Regions from separate parts of the Homo sapiens genome. Here region 1 is linked to region 2. The links are chromatin contacts, found by Hi-C or POLR2A ChIA-PET in ENCODE. All regions are on one chromosome and are shown on one strand. Each heading gives the region's core, a stretch centred on a gene start or an enhancer-like site at or near the end of the contact. The rest is flanking DNA. Distances are from core to core; before and after follow the strand shown.

Evidence for each region. A loop is a pair of places that touch in the nucleus more often than their neighbours do. ChIA-PET counts read pairs that join two places held with the same protein, here RNA polymerase II (POLR2A). Pooled maps may share reads with other maps.
Region 1: a loop to region 2 is called in a pooled map, with 2.8 times the contacts of the local background. The contact joins two enhancer-like sites. A Hi-C loop is called at or near these places in 1 of 50 pooled maps. POLR2A ChIA-PET finds 5 or more read pairs at or near these places in 2 of 52 experiments (HCT116 and WTC11).

What each region holds. Positions count from the first base shown.
Region 1 is chr20:36,581,079-36,583,778 of GRCh38, forward strand. The region is part of intron 2 of TGIF2 (TGFB induced factor homeobox 2); the gene reads left to right. The region is part of intron 2 of TGIF2-RAB5IF (TGIF2-RAB5IF readthrough); the gene reads left to right. Among named protein-coding and RNA genes, the nearest start is that of TGIF2-RAB5IF, 7.9 kb to the left of the region's middle. Within about 2 kb of position 1,418, at least 2 of the 41 ENCODE cell types and tissues checked have a DNase peak (open chromatin) inside an H3K27ac peak, as active enhancers do.
Region 2 is chr20:31,594,850-31,597,549 of GRCh38, forward strand. No RefSeq gene overlaps it. Among named protein-coding and RNA genes, the nearest start is that of ID1, 9.1 kb to the right of the region's middle. RefSeq lists enhancers at 1-114, 115-879, 880-1,645, 2,411-2,700 and a silencer at 817-1,111. Within about 2 kb of position 1,387, at least 28 of the 41 ENCODE cell types and tissues checked have a DNase peak (open chromatin) inside an H3K27ac peak, as active enhancers do.

The DNA of each region.
Region 1 (2,700 bases), core at 168-2,667, 5.0 Mb after region 2:
ATGGTGGCATTGCACTCCAGCCTGGGCAACAAGAACAAGACTCGGTCTCAAAAAAAACACCTACTGGTCAGTGTTTGGCATACAGTGGGTGTTTCTACTGTTTTCAGCTTCATCTCTGCCTAAGGCACAAAGTCTTTGGCTGATCCTGGGTGCCCAGCAGTGCGTGGCATCTCACAGTGTACCTCCTCAGCATGGAGCTGTGCAGAGTTGGGATCTGAGAGAGGCTCCAGACACATTCTTACCCTCGAGGAGTGTCTGGACAGCCTCTTTGCGGGTCTCCCTGCCTTCAGCCTTCAGCCTTCAGCCTTGTTCATTTAATCCATTATTTTGAACACAAAAGCCCAAATCTGATAGGGCCAGGCACTCCTGGACTCTACTGCCCTCAGGATAGAGTCCAAACTGATCTACAGCCTAGGTTTGGGGCTGCTGCTTATATTCCCAGTGCACCTCACCCTGTCCTGTCAAACCACTTGTCACACTCTATTGGAATTACTTTTTGTCAGGGACACTTTCTCAAACCTGAGAAATATACTAACTCCTTTTATTTATTTATCTGTGTGTGTGTGTGTGATGGAGTCTTGCTCTGTCACCCAGGCTGGAAGTGCAGTGGTGCGATGTCAGCTCACTGCAACCTCTGCCTCCCGGGTTCAAGTGATTCTCCTGCCTCAGCCTCCTGAGTAGCTGGGATTACAGGTGCATGCCCCTACGCCCAGCTAATTTTTGTATTTTAAGTAGAGACAGGGCTTCACTATGCTAGCCAGGCTGGTCTTGTACTCCTGGCCTCAAGTAATCCGTCCACCTCAGCCTCCCAAAGTGCTGGGATTACAGGCGTGAGCCACCATGCCTGGCCCATCTTTTTAAAGAAAACATTTTTCGGCCGGGAATGGTGGCTCATGCCTGTAATCCCAATACTTTGCGAGGCCGATGCGGGCGGATCACCTGAGGTCAGGAGTTCAAGACCAGCCTGACCAACATGGTGAAACCCCATCTCTCCTAAAAATACAAAGTTAGCCAGACGTGGTGGCTCATGCCTGTACTCTCAGCTACTCAGGAGGCTGAGGCAGGAGAATCACTTTTGAACCCGGGAGGCGGAGGTTGCGGTGAGCCAAGATCATGCCATTACACTCCACCTGGGCCACAAGAGCGAAACTCGGTCTCAAAAAATAAAAAAATAAAGAAAACATTTTTCATGGACCCATCTCCCCGCAAGATGTTAACCTGAATCATTTTTATCATATCACTTAGGTAAAACATAAAACTGGGTATATATATAAAAAAAAAACCACTTCTTTTTGCTTTTGTTCTTATACCTAACCTTAAAATCAAACTGTTTCCAAAGTAGATAAATGTAAAAACCGTGACATTCCACCTGACTGTGTTAACTGAAAATGGTGGGTGGTGCTTTGCTGACTGCACTGCAGGATGTGGTGTGGCAAAGGCACAGACTCAGCAGAGTAGATCTGGATGGTCTTAGGCCCCGATGCTCCTACTGGTGATGAAAATGGAAACCCAAAGCCAAACATCCTTCTAGAGAACTGGCGAACCCCTCAAGGTGACACATCCACAGGTCCCACCTGGAGAAATGTAAATGTAAGGAAAGGAAACTGGGCATCCCCTGGAGGGAGGGGACCCGTGGTGGCCACCTGCTCTAGAGTCATGCCGAGAGTTAAGAGCAGTGGGGACCACCCAGCCCTCCTTGATGGAAACTGACCATGAATCCCATGTCAGCCCCAGCTGCACACCTGTCTGGTAACTCCTCCCAGTTAGTTCATTGCCCTCAGCTCATTTGGTCAATTACCAGCTCCTGTACAAATACCCCTTAAATATTTCAGGGTTTTGGCTTCTTTCCTACCCTCATCTAAACCATCATTATCTGATCACAATCATTTATCACTCCCCAACTTAAAACCCTTCAGGCCAGGCATGGTGGTTCGTGCCTGTAATTCCAGCACTTTGGGAGGCTGAGGCAGGCAGTTCGCTTGAGGCCAGGCCAGGTGTTTTGAGGCCAGCCTGGTTAACATGGTTAACTTCTTCAATACTAAAAATACAAAAATAGCCGGGCATGGTGGTACATGCCTGTAACCCCTGCTACTCAGGAGGCTAAGGTACAAGAGTCACTTGAACCAGGAGGACGAGACTGCAGTGAGATCGCACCACTGCACTCCAGCCTGGGCAACAGCAAAACTGTCTCAAAAAAAAAAAACAAACAAACAAACAAAAAAAACCTTCAGTGGTCTGGCAGGGTAACTCATACCTGTAATCCCAGCACTTTGGGAGGCTAGGATGGGAGACTTTCTTGAGCCCAGGAGTTCAAGGCTACAGTGAGCTATGATCATGCCACTGCCCTCCAGCCTAGGTGACAGAGCAAGACCCTATCTCTAAAAAGAAAAAAAAAAAAAAGGCTGGGCACTGTGGCTTATGCCTGTAATCCCAGCACTTTGGGAGGCCAAGGCGGGTGGATTACCTGAGGTAAGGAGTTGGAGACCTACCTGGCCAACTTGGTGAAACCTTGTCCTACTAAAAATAAAAAAAATTAGGCTGGGCGCAGTGGCTCATGCCTATAATCCCAGCACTTTGGGAGGTTGAGGCGGGTGGGTCACCTGAGGTCAGGAGTTTGAGGCCAGCCTGGCCAACATGGCGAAACCCCGTCTCTACTAAAAATACAAAAATTAACCAGGTGTGGTGCTGTGTGCCTGTAAT
Region 2 (2,700 bases), core at 137-2,636:
TGTGTGGCTGTTGGGTTTGTCTGTTGTGTCAGTCGTACATATAAATGCCACGTTGGGCGTGTGGGTGTGTGCATTTGTATATTGCTCTGTGGGTGTGCGAAGCAGTGTGTTTGTGTAACCCTGCAGGTTTGGCCTATGCTGAGTAACCTAAGATGGGAGCTCCCTGAGCCTTGGCTCTGCCCTTGCCTTTGGCTGCTGGAGACCCTGGGCAGCAATGGCCCTTTGTCCAGCCACAGGAAAACCCCACCCCCCTCCATCGGCAGGGGACTTGGGAGGGGCCCAGACTGGTAGGCTCCAGCCTCCCGTCCATTGTTCTGGGGCCTCTCTGGAAAACAGGATGGGAGGTGAAAGGTGGACACAGGCCTGGACCCCCACACTCCCTGAAACAACCCAGGGGCACAGCACAGAATCCTTAGGAGGGAGGGCCTGGGGACAGTCCCCATTTTGTGGATGAGAAAACTGAGGGGTTTCATTCCTATTAAAAGGGAGAGAGCCTGAAGCCCCACACCCTTTATGTGCCCACCCACAGCCTCCTGCCGGGTTTGGGGGATGGAAAAATGACACCCCAGAATGGAAACAAAACGGTCTATTGTGGTTTCCATTTCTGAATGCTTACCATGTGCTAAGTGCAGAAGTGTCATAACTCTGCAGGTTAAGTTCATATTTTGTACCCATTTTGCACAGGAGTACACTGAACCATAAGGCAACAATTTATTCTTCAAAGGACACTACTCTAAACATTACTGTATTTCAAGTAGTACGCTGTGTGACCTTGAGCAAGTTGCTTACCTTCTCTGGGCCAGGCCCTAGTTCAGCTCTGGGACACAGCAGTGACCAAAGGAGCCGTGGTTCCTGCTCTCTTAGAGCCCATAGCCTGGGCAGGGAGGAGGAGGCAAGGAATGGCAAATACACAAGAAAACAAAGATCATTTCTGATGGTAATGAATTCAGTGAATAAGAGCAGGAGAATGTAAAAGAAAGTAGCCTAGGGGGATCTGAGAAGGCCTCTGGGGAGGCGACATTTGACCTGAGACTTGAAGAATGAGGAGTCTGGCAAAGACCTGGGGCTGATCAGTGTTCTAGGAACAAGTAACAGCAAGGGCAAGGGCCCTGAGGCAGGACAGAGCTATTAATAGTTTAAGGAGGGAGGCCTCTGGGCTGGTGAGAGAAAGGGAAGGGGCCCAGTTGGGTAGTGGGCAGGGGAGGAGTTTGGATCTTATTCTCCGTGAGATGTGCTGGTTCTGGTGGTAGTGGGGGGGCCTGTAGTCTCCTGTTACAAGGGTTGGGGGTGTGGGGACAGCCAGAGCCAAAGGTCTCTCCCCCACAGCTCCGGCAGTCCCAGCCCAGAGGCGCCGGCCTGGCGGCTGGAAGATTGCACTGTGGGCACATCTGGGGAGCAGCTGCCGAGCCAGGGCCAGAGTGGGTCACGTGGCACAGGGCAGGACCGTCCTGGAGCCTACAAGGCCAAGACTCCTAGGAGGGGCAGTGGAGAACACTCTGGACGAGAACAGTGCGTCAACGAGGAGGAACTGTGCACTGTAGACGTCCAGGCACACGGCCCCCTGCAGCCCCACACAGCCCCTGCCTCAGGACAGAGTGCCTGGGTTCAATGCCACCTCCCAGCTTTGTGATCTGAAACAAGTCACTCAACCTCTCTGGGTCTCATGGCCTCAGCTGTGAAGGGGACATGATATTACTACCACAGTTCCACAGGCTGTTCTTTTTTTTTTTTTTTTTTTTTTTTTTTTTTTAATTTTTTGAGACGCAGTCTCACTCTGTTGCCCAGGCTGGAATGCAGTGGCACCATCTCAGCTCACTGCAACCTCTGCCTCCCGGGTTCGAGCGATTCTCCTGCCTCAGCCTCCCTAGTAGCTGTAGTAGCTGGGACTACAGGCTCCCGCCACCAGGCCTGGCTAATTTTTTCATATTTTTAGTGGAGATGGGGTTTCACCATGTTGGCCAGGCTGGTCTCAAACTCTTGACCTCAGGTGAACCACCCACCTCAGCCTCCCAAAGTGCTCCCAGGCTGTTTATTTCTAATTCAACAAATATTCGTTGAGCACTTCCCACATGCCAGGTGCTGCATGAGGCTCTGCGTGACAGCAGGGAACAGGACCTCCGTGGTCCCTTCCCTTCTAAGCACACAATTAATGCTTTAGAACCAGGCCTGGCATTGAGGAAACTCTTAGTAAATGTAAGCCATTTGCCTGGAGCTCTGGAGGCCAGAGGAGGCACCCTGGAAGGCAGAGAAGGAGGTGTGGTGACAGAAAAATCCTAAGGAAAGTGCACTCCCTTTTATCACCAGGTGCTGCAGTTGGCTCCTGGTATGGCTCATTTCACTCTCACAACCACCCTACGAAGAGGGATGAGCATTAGCTCCAATTTATGGATGAGGAAACTGAGGCCCAGTTTGTCAATGGCACAGCCAGGACTGGAGGCAGTGAAGGGCTGGTCCCTTTTTCTCTCTGGGGCTCAATATTCCCATCTGTGAAATGGGGCATTACAATAATACAGCTGCACCAGCTCCAGGGAGCAGTTGTGAAATCAGATGTGCCAGGTATGTGAAAAGGGCTTCCTGAGAGACTATGACCATGAATGCTGGGTTGGGAATATGGGGGTTCATTTAAGGAGCCCTCCGAACTTCCTGGCCACCAGAAGTGTCGGTTTTCCTAAGGTGACTCAGGAAAGGAGGACTGGGAAG